Linked DNA regions of Homo sapiens: region 2 is linked to region 1. The links are chromatin loops, found by intact Hi-C in ENCODE. Cell type or tissue: A673. All regions are shown on one strand.

What was found. Peaks named below come from ENCODE experiments on the same cell type or tissue, not always from the same donor. Only the 100,000 strongest peaks of a DNase experiment are listed, where the experiment ranks them.
Region 2: it touches region 1 in a loop (4-fold over the local background); 2 of 110 quality-filtered maps call a loop at or near these places.

The regions. Positions count from the first base shown.
Region 1 is chr5:59,003,527-59,011,526 of GRCh38, forward strand. All of the region lies in intron 6 of PDE4D (phosphodiesterase 4D), which reads right to left. Among named protein-coding and RNA genes, the nearest start is that of PDE4D-AS1, 32 kb to the right of the region's middle. RefSeq lists an enhancer at 1-281. In A673, CTCF peaks have their summits at 4,144 (motif pointing left) and 4,344; a DNase peak (open chromatin) is centred at 4,125.
Region 2 is chr5:58,473,785-58,481,784 of GRCh38, forward strand. No RefSeq gene overlaps it. Among named protein-coding and RNA genes, the nearest start is that of GAPT, 14 kb to the right of the region's middle. In A673, a CTCF peak has its summit at 4,138 (motif pointing right); no DNase peak of the experiment used is centred here.

The DNA.
Region 1 (8,000 bases):
TGCCCCTTCATTCAATATTTATTAAGCTCCTACTCTATGTCAGGCACTGCCTGAGAAAGAGAAACAAAGCTTTCTCACCTGCAGCTTATATTCCAAAACTAAGTTAATAAATACATAATACGTCATGGGGTGATAAGCACAATGGAGAGAAAGAAGGGATAAGGATTACGGATAGAGGTTGCTATAAGGTGATCATGGAAAGCCCCTCTGATGAGATGACGTATACCAGGAGATCTGAAGAAAGGAAACAAGCCATGTGGATTGCGGGGTGAGAGGTAGGGTAGAGAAGGGAAAACCAAGTGAGGAATGGCAAAAGCAAAGGCCTCGAGGCAAAACATACTTGGTGAGGCTCCCTGAAGAACAGGTGGAAGTGTCATACCACTTGTCATTTAAATGCAAATTACACTCTGCAGTCAGGCTCACTGCCTTCCCCCTCCTTTAAAAAAAAAAAAATCCATCCATCCATCAATTTTATTCTTTGACAAACTTAAGACTCAGTTACTTTTTACTTTTTATAACAAGTATTCATCCTGAAATGAAATTCCTAAATACACTTCCTTCATAATACTGTACTGAATACATATAGGCTAAATACTCCCTACATAGATTTAAAAAAAAAATCAGTATAATGGCTTATCAGTGAAATAAAGGAGAAATGAGTAATTTCTATCAAATACTACAAAATATAAATACTTGTACACAACTACATTTTAAAAAGTAGTCAAAAACTACTATAACTGATTAGCTGTGTGACCTTGGGGAAGCTATTTAAATTTCCCATACTTCAGTTTACTCACATGGAAAATGAGAATAATAGTTTCTACCTTACAGGGTTGTTGTGAGGATTAAATTAGTGCATATACATAAGGCTCTTAGAACAGTAAGTGCTATCTAAGGGTTTGCTATGATTTCTCTTATGGGGAGAATTACCACAAAAGTAACAGTAGCATGAAAATGAATACAGGGGTGTTATGTTAGAAAAATTTTCCTTTTTCCTGATATGATGAATGATTCTTTGAAAGGTTTCAAATGTAACAAAGTGCCATCTTCACAATATACACTATTGCTGCATTACTAGAAAATTTGGTGTGGATTAAAACCATGTAAAAATATTTAATACTTATACGTAAAAAGTAGTTGGGTTCTAGGCTCAGAGAATTATAAATGCATTTTGTTTTTTCACCTATGTGAATAGCTGCTGGGACTTTTTGGAAGTTGTGTGGGACACACAGCAAACCTCCCTGGTGAAAGGCTGTCCCATGTATCCCAGGACATCTAGCCTCCCTGGCCTCTGCCCACCAAGCACCAGGAGTACTCCCCAGTCACTGTCCCCTGAAATTTCCTGAATGTTCCCCAGTGTTAAGAATCACTGTTCTATTTTTTTCAACTGTCTTCAACTTTGACTCCTCATCCAGGGTGGAGGATCTTTGAGGCCAGAAAAGTATCTTATTATGTCCCTGTATTTCTCAAGGTAGTGTACTATTGCCACAAAAAGATTGTTGGCTGATGCAGATGCAAAACATCAATATTTTTATACTGATTATAGGTGACAGGAAAGGACAAGGGTTTTCACCCTCAGCAAAATCATCAAAAACATTTAAAACAGATTACATATAGTAGATAATACTCCTTGTCTTAAAACATTATGCAGAAACACACATACAGTTTCCCTTCCCTCTAAAATCTGCAGCCTCTTCTCCCTGCTGAATGTGAGTGATGGTCCCTTCATTCAACAGACTTCTATTTGGCAACTATTATGTGCCAGGCATTCTAATAGGTGCTGGATGTGAAAGGATTTAACTTATTCAAATAAGTCCCTAATTTGCTGCAATAAGGGAGATTATTTAATCATATTGAGTAAAAAGTACCAAGGAAAGTTTCCATATTTCTAGGGAATAAGAAATCTTTTCAAAAATCTCTGAGCCAAATTAAAATTCATTTCATTTTCCCTAATCTCCATTTCTAGGAGACTAGAATCTCCTTCCTATTGCCACGGTAGCTGCTATCTGCAGAGAGAATCTAGATAATTTAGAAGAGAAATTTGAATAGAGCCAGAGAGATACAATTCTTATAGTCAGACTTGGCTTCACCAAATTTAATGAAGAAACTTTAATAAGTTACAACATTTACTAGGCACCTACTATGCACAAAGAACTTTACATACCTCATTTCTAATCTTGGCAACATTCTGATAAGATAAATATTATCCCTATTTTAACATGAAAAGATGGACCTTCTTACATATTCAATAACTTGCTCCATAGGTGACAGGATTGAAATGCAAACCCAGTCCTTGCTCTTAATGGTGTATGACAGCTCATCATATAATTAGGCTGATGCAAACTCTATGATAAACAGTATGAATCTAGGAGTGGATTTGTTTATCCTCAATCTTTTTGCTAACTTTACAGTGCCTTGAATTAAAGAATCATGGTTACTATCACCATGGTCAGATCTCTGGACAGGGTGAGGAAGCAGGTGCCCACAGGCAGACAGCCCTGCCATATAGTGAGACACGCTTATGTTTGGGAGCGCTATGTGAACAACACACAGCTGCCCTCATATGCAGATGTAATGATGACGACACATTCAGACAAGGAACTGAGGTCCAGAAAAGTTCTGACAACACAACTTGAGGGACAGCGTTACAGCTAGAGCTCAGGTTTCTTATCTGTAATCCACTGCTCTCAAATGCCCAAATGATTTTATATACATATATGCAAGTGTGTTTGTTGAAATAGAAAAAATAGTTTCTTGGCCTGGTGAAGTGCCTCATGCCTGTAATCCCAACATTTTGGGAGGCCAATGCGGGAGGATTGCTTGAGGCCAGGAGGTCGAGACCAGCCTGGGCAACATAGAGAAACCACCGTCTCTACAAAAAATTTAAAAATTAGCCAGGTGTGGTGGCATGTGCTTGTAGTTCCAGATACTACTGAGGTGGGAGGTGGGAGGTGCTGAGGTGGGAGGATGGCTTGAGGCCAGGAGTTTAAGGCTGCAGTGAGCTATGATTGCACCACTGTACTCCAGCCTGGATGACAGAGCAAGACCTTGTCTCAAAAAAGAAAAAAAAAATTCCCATAATGTTCAGTTAGTTCTCTTTTTCAGACTTTTCCTAGAAATACCCCTCAGAATTTCTAGAGGCCACTTCCCTGCTATTCCTTGTTTTCTCAGTCCTTACCAGATACCCAAGCAATTAACAATCTTTTTGAACTATTTCAGTACATTTCAGGATATTTGAAATTCTGCTGATGGAGCTGAACTGCTGATACATTAACACATGCTGTCATTATTGACTTTGTAACAGAGGTCAAGAGAGAAAAGATGCATTTTTGAATAGGGAAAAACAAAACTAAATTATGGGGAAACTAAGGCTCAGAGAGGTCAAGTTGTCTTGCTCAAGGTCACAAAGCCAGTAGTAAGTAACAGGGCCAGGATTTGAACCCAGACTGTCTGGTTTCAGAGTACTCTAAATTGCCAAAAAAAGAAAACTATTTCAGGCATTATTTTATATTTAGCCTAGAGCCTACATAATAGATCCGTTAATATAATCAATTCTAAGCTGTATATTATATTACTGTGTTTGAAATATTTAAGAAATATTGTTTAAAATAAGTGTATTAGCTCTTGGACCTCTCCAACATAAGGAGTTTTCCAGGCAGTAGCACTGTTTGCAGTAGGACTTACATTATTGGAAAATATTTTATCCTATAATCAATCTACATTTATTTTACACCTTTCACCTTAAAATTAAAAGTCGTGGTAGTTATTAATCAAGAAGCAAATCTATATAACGTGGTCTCTCATATATCCAGTACTGTTCAGCTTGAACAAATGCAAATCTAATTTTTAAATGTCCCTTGAAGAATTCTGAGGCAAAGTTAAACTTCAAGTATTAAACAGAATAGCCACAGAAAACTAGTGTTTCTCAGCCTCCCTTTGCTTTCAAATGCCTTAAAAATATTTTAGAGGCAGACAATAATCTAGAATTGATTCATAACCAATATTTTACATAACAGAATGTTACATGTATTTTCATATTATAAAAACTATACTTTCTTTGATTAATGCTAGTATTCTGAAAACATCGTTAGTGCCAGTAAATCCACTAAATCTGTTTGTATTTACTGCCCTCTAGTGATAATGGCTCTACATTTGATTAAGAAAAAACTATTCCTTTCAGTAAATGAAAACATCTCTTGTAAGTTTTATGGAGATTTGAGATTAAGAGGAACTCCAGGCTGCTTTTTTAAAACCAAATAATCATCTGAACAAGCTGAGAATCGTTCTCTAAATGATCTTATTTTAATTTTTTTTTAACAAAAAAGTCTCATTTAAAATAGTAAACACCTGCAACATGTATGGAGAAAGGAAACCATTTTTGCTAAGAGGCTCCTTGAAGCTGAAATAACATGAGACTGATCTGATAGCTGTATTTATATTTCTCTTCTACATGGGCTAACTCTCTTATTAGATGTTAGCATAGTATTCTGTAATTGTTGATACAGTTTGAATTCATATATGGTAGAGACAGAGTTTTGTATAACTATTTAGTCAATTTACCTAAAACCAGCAGCAGCAGCATATCTACTACAGACTTTTGTTTCACTGAAGAATAATCATGACAATAAATGGGTGCAAAAACTTCACATAAATGAAGCCTCCACAAAAATAATCTTGTATGAAAAAGTATTGTCTCCTTATAGAGAAAATTAGGATCTCCAATTCACTTAAATTGGCCTAAATGAATACCATAATCATCATAAAATAGTTACTAATGTCCCCTCTGTACTTCGTGGTATGCTTTGTGGAAACAATTTAAACAAAGAGAATATCTGTCTCCTAAAGTAATAATAACTAGTGTAAATAGGCATGCTTCCAGAAATATATAATCTTTTACACATATCACTTTAATATGTGCATCTTAAAATAATTTTAAGTAATAAAATTTGAGCTATAAAAGAGAAATGATATTCTTTTCAACAAAGAATGCTTGAACAATTGAGCATCCACTCATAAAACAAGAAACTTCAACCTTTATCCTGCACCACACTAACATCTACTTGAAATGAATCATAGAACTAAATGTAAAATCTAAAACTAAAGAACTTCTAGAAGAAAACACAGTAGAAAGTAGTTGTGATCTTGCGTTAGGCAAAGATTTCTTAAACCACAAAAGCATGAAGCATAAAATAAAAAATGGTATACTGGACTTTACCAAATTTCTCTTTGAAAAAAACTGTTAAGAAAACAGAACAACAAGCCACAGACTTGAGAAGGGAATATGTACAAAATGCATATCAAATAAAGGACTTGTATCCAGAAATTATTTTTTAAAAAATCTTTACAACACAATAAGAGGACAATCCAGTGAAAAGATGGTCAAAAGATTTGAACAAACAAACACTTCATAAGAATCAAAAAGATCAATAAGCATGTGAAAAGATCCATGACCATCATTAGACATTAGGGAAACAAAAAGTAAAACCACAGTGAGATGCCACACTACATACTTACTAGAATGTATAAAATACAAAATACAAACAATACAAAATGCTGGCCTGGATGCAGAGCAAATTAAATTCTCATACATTGCTAGTGAGAATGCAAAATGGTATAGAAACTTTGGAAAAAGGTTTGACAGTTTCTTATAAAGTTAAAAAGTAGAGTGACCATATGACCCAGCAATCCTACTTCTAAGTATCTACCCATGAGAAATGAAAACATATGTCTATATAAAGACCTATATGAAAATGTTTATAGCAACTCTCTATAGCAGAAACCCAGAAACAGTTCAGATATCAGTCAACTGGTGAATGGGTAAACAAATTGTGTCCATAAAATGACATACTGGAAAAAAATGAAATACTAAAAAGCAATAAAATGAAACAAATTACCAATAGATGCAATAACACAAAATGTATTATAAGTGAAACTTATAATTCAACTCAAAACTCAAAAGTATTGTAAGTGAAAGAAGCCATTCACAAAAGGCTATATCTTTAATGTATTATTCATTCTGGCAAGGCAAAACCATAGGGACAATCAGCACTGGACGTGGGGTTTGGGGAATGACTATAAAAAGCAAGAGAAAACTTTTTGGGTGGTATAAATATCCTATATTATATAGTACATATATATTATAATTACACATTACCTATATATCTAGATTATGGTGGTGGTTATCCAATTGTACACATTTGTGAAAATGCATTCAACTATACCTCTAGAAAGAGTAACTCTTATGTAAATTATACCTCAAAAATCTAACTTTGAAAAATATTAGCTGATGTTATCAAATTATTTCAATTCCAGATTTGCTTAACTTTACAACTTTGCCCAAAGATAAATGCAAAACAAAAACCTCAGGCATAGTTATGTATGATAAAACACCATTTTTACCCTTTCAAAGAGCTCCACCATTATTTCCCAGAAAACAGGCATACAGTTATCCAAGGTCCACATTAGCTTTAATGATACAACATTCAGTGAATTCCCAGTTGTGAAAAGCCTTTAGGTTGGCAGGGCGCTGTGGCTCATGCCTGTAATCCTAGCACTTTAGGAGGCCGAGGCAGGCAGATTGCCTGAGCTCAGGAGTTTGAGATCAGCCTCGGCAATATGGTGAAACCCTGTCTCTACTAAAAATACAAAAAATTAGCAGGGTGTGGTGGTGCACTCATGTAATCCCAGCTACTCGGGAGGCTGAGGCAGGAGAATTGCTTGAGCCCGGGAGGCAGAAGTTGCAGTGAGCTGAGATCGCGCCACTGCACTCCAGCCGGGGTGACAGAGATTCTGTCTCCAAAAATAAAATAATAAGAGAAGCCTTTAGGTGATAAAATAATAGTCAAAGTATTCTTTTAAGTATTATTATTTTATTTTTTTTTAATTCTTTGTAATAAAAAGTTCCATAAAGTAAAATATTGTCCTTTTTTGTTTTATTTTTATTTGTATCAATTCAAGGGGACAGGTGCAGTTTGTTACCTGGACCTGATTTTTAAATAAATCAAACTCAGTTTAGTTATTTCATGGTGATCCTGGGAGACTGTTTGTCAGTCATCATCGAATAGCGAATGAGTATCCTTTGTATGCTCATTCTAGGCTGTAAGTACCATGTCAGCTGATGGAGACACAAAAATCCAATAAAGTAGGTATAGCTGGGGGAGGTTCCAAGATGGCCAAATAGGAACAGCTCCAGTCTACTGCTCCCAGCATGAGTGATGCAGAAGACGGGTGATTTCTGCATTTCCAACTGAGCTTTGAAAAGAGTAGTGGATCTCCCAGCATGAAGTTTGAGATCTGAGAATGGACACACTGCTTCCTCAAGCGGGTCCCTGACCCCCGAGTAGCCTAACTGGGAGGCACCTCCCAGTAGGGGCCAACTGACACCTCATACAGCCAGATGCCCCTCTGAGATGAAGCTTCCAGAGGAAGGATCAGGTAGCTACATTTGCCGTTCTGCAATATTTGCGGTTCGGCAGCCTCTGCTGGTGATACCCAGGCAAACAGGGTCTGGAGTGGACCTCCAGCAAACTCGAACAGACCCACAGCTGAGGGTCCTGACTGTTAGAAGGAAAACTAACAAACAGAAAGGGCATCCACACCAAAACCCCATATGTACGTCACCATCATCAAAGACCAAAGGTAGATAAAACCACAAAGATGGGGAGAAACCAGAGCAGAAAAGCTGAAAGTTCTAAAAATCAGAGCTCCTCTTCTCCTCCAAAGGAATGCAGCTCCTCACCAGCAACGGAACAAAGCTGGACAGAGAATGACTTTGACAAGCTGAGAGAAGAAGGCTTCAGACGATGGGTAATAAACTTTTCCGAGCTAAAGGAGGATGTTCAAACCCATCGCAAAGAAGCTAAAAACCTTGAAAAAAGATTAGACAAATGGCTAACTAGAATAACCAGCATAGAGAAGACCTTAAATGACCTGATGGAGCTGAAAACCATGGCATGAGAACTACATGATGCATTCACAAGTTTCAGTAGCCAATTCCATCA
Region 2 (8,000 bases), 530 kb before region 1:
GCTTTTTCTCCTTTCCCAATTTATTTTCCACAATTATCCTTCTTTAATTTAAAAAATGGAGGGCATACCTTTCACCCACCCATCCATCTGTTCATCCATCTATCCATTCATCCATCTATTCATTGAAACATACAATATTTTTCCCTGGTGCATTTTTTCACTAGCTATAAACACCATTTGAGCCCCAAGAACAAAGGGAAAATTTGAAACTGTAGAGTTTCTTTAAGGAATATTAAAGTGCATGGGTCTTACTTCCTCTGAGTGACAAACCTATAGCAAGACTTCCTGCTTCATTCTTTGTTTTGGTTTTTTTTGTTGTTGTTCCTTTCTTTTTTTTTCCCTCAAGACAGAATTTGGCAACAAGATGGTTGTCACAGATACGGGTATTAGCACATTTGTTTGAGTTGAAACACAAAGTCATATTTTCTGATTGATTAGTTTGACAATGAAGGTTATGTTTGTCAATTAAATTATAGTGGAAGTTGTTCATAAATTGAAAGTGCAGCTCCATTGTTTTGGGCAAAATATATTTAAGAGGCACATATAATTTTCCCCATATCAGATATATATTTTATTACTCTTTGTAGTAGTCTGTTCTCAAGCTACTAATAAAGACATTCCCGAGACTGGGTAATTTATAAAGGAAACAGGTTGAATTGACTCACAGTTCCACATGGCTAGGGAGGCCTCACAATCATGGTGGAAGGCAAATGAGGAGCAAAGTCATGTCTTACATGGCAGCAGGCAAGAGAGTGTGTGCAAGGGAACTCTCCTTTATAAAACCATCAGATCTTGTGAGACTTATTCACTATCATAAGAACATCACAGGAAAGACCTGCCCCCATGATTCAATTACCTCCCACTAGGTCCCTCTCAGGACATGTGGGAATTATGGGAGCTACAATTCAAGATAAGATTTGGGAGGGGACACAACCAAACCATCTGATTTCACCCCTGGCCCCTCCCAAATCTCATGTCCTCACATTTCAAAACCAATCGTGCCTTCCTAACAGTCCCCCAAAGTCTTAATTCATTTCACCATTAACTCAAAAGTCCACAGTCCAAAGTCTCATCTGAGACAAGGCAAGTCCCTTCTGCCTATGAGCCTATGAGCAAGTTAGTTACTTCCTAGATACAATGTGGGTACAGGCATTGGTTAAACACAGCCATTTCAAAAGGAAGAAATTTTCCAAAACAAAAGGACTACAGGCCCCATGCAAGTCCAAAATCCAATATGGCTGTCATTAAACCTTAAAGTTCCAAAATGATCTCCTTTGACTCCATGTCTCACATCCAGGTCACACTGATGCAAGAGGTTTACTCCCACAGCCTTGGGCAGCTCCACCCATGGCTTTGCAGGAAACAGCTCCCCCGCCGGCTGCTTTCACATCTGGCATTGAGTGTCAGTAGCTTTTCCAGGCACATGGTGCAAACTGTCAGTGGATCTGCATTCTGGGGTCTGGAGAATGGTGGTCATCTTCTCACAGCTCCAGTAGGCAGTGCCCCAGTAGGGACTCTGTGTGGGAACTTGCACCCCACATTTCCCTTCCCATTGCCCTAGCAGAGGTTCTTCATGAGGACCCACCCCTACAACAAACTTCTGCCTGGACATCCAGGAGTTTCTATACATCCTCTGAAATCTAGGCAGAAGTTCTGTGTGCCCACAGGCTCAACACCACTTGGAAGCTGCCAAAGCTTAGGGCTTGCACCTTCTGAAGCCACGGCCCAAGCTGTACCTTGGCACCTTTAAGTCGTGGCTGGAGCAGTTAGGATGCAGGCCATCAACTCCCTAGGTTGCACACAGCAAGGGAGTCCTGGGTCCAGCCTGGGAAACCATTTTTTCCTCCTAGGCCTCCGGGCCTCTGATGGGAGGGGCTGCTACAAAGTCTCTCACATGCCCTGGAGACATTTTCCCCATTGTCTTGGTGATTAACATTCAGCTCCTTGCTACTTATGCAAATTTCTGCAGCCAGCTTGAATTTCTCCTCAGAAAATGTTTTTTTCTTCTCTACTGCATCATTAGGCTGCAAATTTTCCAAACTTTTGTGGTCTGCTTTCTCTTGAATGCTTCACTGGTTAGAAATTTCTAACTGTCTTTTAGATACACTAAATCATCTCTCTCTGGTTCAAAGTTCAACAGATCTTAGGGCAGGGGCAAAATGCCATCAGTCTCTTTGCATAGCAAGAATGACCTTTATTCCAGTTCCCAAAAAGTTCCTCAGTTCCATCTGAGACCACCTCAGCCTGGACCTTGTTGTCCATACTATCAGCATTTTGCTCAAAACCATTCAACAAGTCTCTAGGAAGTTCAAAACTTTCCCACATCTTCCTATCTTCTGAGCCTTCCAAGTCTCTAGGAAGTTCCAAACATTCCCACATTTTTCTATCTTCTTCTGAGCCCTCCAATCTGTTCTAACCTCTACCTGTTATGCAGTTCCAAAGTCACTTCCACATTTCAGGCATCTTTATAGCAGCACGCTACTCTACTGGTACAAATTTACTGTATTAGTTTGTTCTCACATTGCTAATAAAGACATGCCTGAGACTGGTAATTTATAAAGGAAAGAGGTTTAATTGACTCACAGTTCCACATGGCTGAGGAGGTCCCAGAATCATGGCAGAAGGCAAATGAAGAACAAAGTCATCTCCTACATGGTGGCAAGCAACAGAGTGTGTGCAGGGGAACTCCCCTTTAGATCAGATCTTGTGACACTTATTTACTATCATAAGAACAACATGGAAAATACCGACCCTCATGATTCAATTACCTCCCACTGGGTCCCTCCCAGGACACATGGGAATTATAGGAGCTACAATTCAAGATGAGATTTAGGTGGGGACACAGCCAAACCATATCACTCTTTAATCTTATGACAAAATCTACATGTCAACTTAAAAGTGTGTGAAGAGGTACATAATTTTCAAAAGTATTTTATTAGGGAGTCCAGTAAACAAAACATGTAAAGTCCTATGAGTCAGAAGATAGGAAGGGACAGAAAATAACCAGAAAATGTCAGAGGCATAAAAGAAAACCAGAAGAGATGGCAGGAAAGACTCCAGGAAGTAAAGTGTAAAACATTGCAGGGAGGTCAAGTAGAACAATAATTAGAGGGTAATCTAATCTGTGTGAATGCAGTTTCTGTAGGTGGGACAGAGTGAACAGTCTATTTAGGTCATTCAAAAAGTTGGGAAGTGATGGTGATGAAAACTGAGTTCTATCTAGAATATTATCCAGCAAGATCATTGGGGTTATAACTGCTTAAAAAAGAAAAAGCACTTCAATATGTTGAAGAGTGAGGACTACTGAAGGAATATGATCTGGGGGAATGGGCAGAAGGAGAAAAATTCACCTTTGGGACAAGGAAGACAGCTGTTCTCTGAAGCTGGCAATGAGAAGAGGAGTTTGGAGACAGCTGAAGAGGAAGGAAGAAGCCAGAGCCTCCACCACAAGGTGACCATCTTCTCAGTAAAGCACAAAATGAAGTCATGTGCTGAGAGTAGCTATTTGGGTGGAGAGCAGAGAAGTAGTGAAGGGACTATTTGGAAGAACTTGCCAAGAAATCCGTAACAGAGGATTTGGAGAGAGGACCACTTCAGGATCATTGCTCATCCTAGCTTTCTGGTGAGTTTTTAAAGTGAAATTTTATCAACACTTCACTTTTAAGGTTTCTATATTTGTCCAGTTTTCTATAGTGAAAAAGGAAGAAATAATTTTTTTTTTAAATAAAGGCTCCTCACACTCACCAAAGAAAAAGATCAAGGAGGTGTGGACAAACAGTGTCACGAGCAAGCTCTCTTGGTACTGTAACGTAAAGGAAGAGTTTATTGCATTTATATGGAGTAACTCAATGTTTTTTAGTTCATTTGATCAGTCTTAAGTGCTTATAGAGATGTCCTTTTAAATTATCGACTAGTACTTTCAGGCAGTCTATCCATAGCCAAGCAAACCAGCTGAAAGGGTCAGCCATTCAATCTTGCTTAAGTTGTATTGGTCCAGAGTATGATGGTTTCTAAAAATCAGCTTCATAGAAATCATGTTTATAACAAAGACACTAGTAACTGGGCATATGTACAAAAATAGGGGGTGAGAAAGTAAAAAACAAACGAAAGAAATCAAAAACAAAACTACACACACACATTGCCAAACCAAGATTTTTAAGCAGCAGAGGGCAGCCTTCTCTTAAGTTTTGGTTTTAAAACATTTGCTCCCAAAGCAACCTGGCCCTTAACTTCTACAGTAATTTTTTTTTTTTTCTGCAGGTGATATAAACAACACTGGGCACTAGTAAAGTGAAAAAGACAGATTTCTAATCAGTAATATACTATAGCAATGAGGAAAAGAGCCCAGTGTGAACTGTGGTCAAGTTTGATTTGCACAAAGTTGACTCAGCATCTTAAGGGAGAATGAGGGAATAGGGAGTGAGTGAGCAGAGGCTCAGCAGAGCCAGGAAAGGGAAAAAATTACAAAAAGCAGGAAAAGGGGAGTTGCTCCATGTGAAACCCATCTGAGTTTGCTACTGACATGATCAAAGTTAAGCTCCTACTCTTCCACAGAGACTAGGAGACAAGGGCTCTATCTTCAGGTGTTGGCTGGAACAAACAGTGGATTCTTTTGGTAGCTTGAGGTTTTTTCAGGCAACACTTTAAGGGGCAGCTAGGGTCATCCTAGGGATGTGGCCTTGAGCTGTGAGAAACTGTTAGCGTTTGTTCCAAGTCTGCATAGGCCAAGGCTGGTACCTAGTAGAGAAAAGGCCCAACAAAGCCTGGGGAGAGTTTGGTCAAGAAGAGAGTCTTAGTCACAGTGGAGAGTATCAATACTAGTTTTATTGACAAAAGCATAATTCCACCATTTCCTTCTACCAATAGGATAATATTAGTGCTTCTTTATGACTTATTGACAGTAATTCTGCTTAGGGGCTGCCTTAGGTCCTCAACAGAATTTGGGAGACAACTTGAGAAATAGTTATTATCTTTCTCTTAAGGGAACTCTTTGTCTTGCCCTTATCCCTTTAAACAACCCTCAAGAATTGAAGTGGTCACTTGTGTTTCTCCTATCCAGCATCCCTTCCCCTTCTTATAGTCAAAATGTCATTGCTAGCTGTTGGCAAACCATGCTTTGGAGTAGGGAGGACTTGTTGGCCTCATTCCTTAGCTTCAGGGTGGGTGTGTGAGCCTGGCTCAACCCATCAGAGCATCACACATCTCTAGCCACAGGATGTTCCAACAGTTGGCTTGGAACCTGACTCAGGCCAGTGACCAACTCTAGGACTTCTGGAAGTGTAGAGAAGACAAGCATTCTTGCTACTATCCTGCCAGTGTATGGAGCCTGGAGCTGTAGGGACTTCCTAGAGGAAAGGGTACCAACCAGAAAAAGGAGAGACCAAGACCTGATGACATTTCTGAAACCCTGGATCCAATCATTTCATGTTTGTTTTATGTTAGTTTATTATGAAATATTTCAGATATTCAAGAGGATTATTATAATGAATACCCATGTACTCTTCAGGCAGTTTGAGAAATAAAAGATTGCCAATGAAACTAAGTAAGCACATAGACTCTTTAGTTAGATAGGTCAGTAAATCCACTTTGTGTAAGTCAGTTTGAGTTGTGGCTCTGTCCCCTGAAACAAAAGAACTCAAACGGAGTTTATATGTATGCAATAAAGCCTGTCCAAAAGACAATCTAGAGGCAAAGTGTAAAACTAAATAAATATTAAATGAATCAACCAATCAAAGCAAAGGGTATCAGAGAGTTTTTGTTGGAAATAATGCACCCTATTCCAGCTAACTTTGCACCTTTTTTTTTAGATGGAGTTTTGCTTTTGTTGCCCAAGCTGGAGTGCAATGGCACCATCTCCGCTCACTGCAACCTCCGCTTCCCAGGTTCAAGCTATTCTCTTACCTCAGCCTCCCAAATACCTGGGATTACAGGTGTGTGCCACCACGCCCAGCTAATTTTTTGTATTTTTAGTAGAAATGGGATTTCACCATGTTAGCCAGACTGGTCTTGAACTTCTGACCTCAAGTGATCCACCTGCCTCGGCCTCTGAAAGTGCTGGGATTACAGGAGTGAGCCACTGCACCCAGCCAACTTTGCACCCTTTTTAAACCTGAGGTCCCAGTGACCCTGGCCCCTATACTTGCCTACAATTGTCTTGTCTTGACATTCTGCTGCCTGAATCAGCTGAAAGCCCTTTTTATTCCACAGAAATGTTCTTTTTTGACCAAGCCTAAAGGCCATACTTAGAAGCAGAAAATACGAAACAACCCCTGGCTCTGACCTTGTCTCCATCAGCCATCCAGTGTCTGGTCCACACTACAGCCCTGCCAGCTTCCTGACAAGCTGTGCATTTCTCATGGCACTTTCCACACCTGTTCTGCTGACCTCGGAGCCCCCCTGAATGGGCTTTGTAATTTCTCAACAAGCTGGTCTCAAAGCTCAGTGTGGATTCACTTCTCCTGAGAGCCTCATCAAAGAGTGGGGATCTTGCCATTTCTACACTATCCAAGCCTGCACTTGCCCTCTAGTTTTCCAAAACAATTTACAGGCACACACTTAGATGATCAAATTCTTAAAAAGAACAAGGATGATGAACAAAAAGAAACCAAGATGATGGTTACTCTGGAGACGAAAGATGAGAACATCATAGGGTGGGGCAAATTGGGGTTTCCAAAGTAGTGGTGATTTTTCAATTTCTTTACCTGAGTGTACTTATTTGTTATTCTCTAAACTATATAGGTACATTTGTATGTGTGTAAATATTTGTGTGTATATATATAATACACATACAAGTGCTGCATATGCTGTGTGATGTGTATTTATGTTTAGCACCATAAAGTCTATTATTTTAGCCCAAGATTACTCTCCAAGAATAATCCCTATTTTTTCATTTATTAATAAGCAACATTTATTGAACCCCTTTTACATGATATGACAGACCCTGATAAATCAGACAGCAGTGAACAAAAAAGACATAACCCATCTTCTCATGAACTTAGCACTAAGTTTAGGAGGGATAAGAGTAACACAAAATATCAAAGTATTAGATAGTGCTACAAGCTATTATAAAAATGGAACAAGTTGGTATGAAAGTGAGCATCAGTGTGTGTGGGGTAACAGGGAGTGCCAGCATGTGCAGGGTGACAGTGAGAGCATGTGCGGAGATGAGAGCGACAATGTGTGTAGGGGTGACGTGTTTGTGTGTAGGGCTAACTATGATAATCGGCATAGGCATGAAGTGAGAGTATGTGTAGGGGTGACAGTGAGTGGCAGTATGTTTAGAGGTGACAGTGAGTGAGTGTGTGTAGAGGTAACAGTGAGTGGCAATGTGTGTAGTGGTGACAGAGCATGTGTAGCTGTGACAGGGAGTGACAGTGTGTGTAAGGTGGCCATGTGTGACAATATATATGGGGTGACAGTGAGAGACAATTTGTGTAGGGGTGACAGTGAGAGTGTGTGTAGGTATGACAGTGAATGACAGTATATGTAGGGTGACAGTGAGTAAGAGCATGTGTATGGGTGACAGTCAGTGACAATGTGTATAGGGGTGACAGTGAGAGACAATGTGTGTACAACTGACAGTGCATGAGAGAATGTGCAGGAGTGACAGCAAGTGATAATGTGTGTAGGAGTGACAGCATGTGTAGGGGTGACAGTGAGGGGCAGCATGTGTAGGGGTGACAGTGAAGGACAGCATGTGTAGGGGTGACAGTGAGTGACAGCCTGTGTAGAGGTGACAGTGAAGGACAGCATGTATAGGGGTGACAGTGAGTGACAGCATGTGTAGGGGTGACAATGAGGGATAGTATGATTAGAGGTGACAGTGAGGGGCAGCATGCATAGGGATGATAATGAGGGACAGCATGTGAAGGGGTGACAGTGAGGGGCAGCCTGTGTAGGGGTGACAGGAAGTGACAGCATGCGTAGGGGTAACAGTGAGGGGCAGCATGTGTAGGGGTGACAGGAAGTGACAGCATGCGTAGGGGTAACAGTGAGGGGCA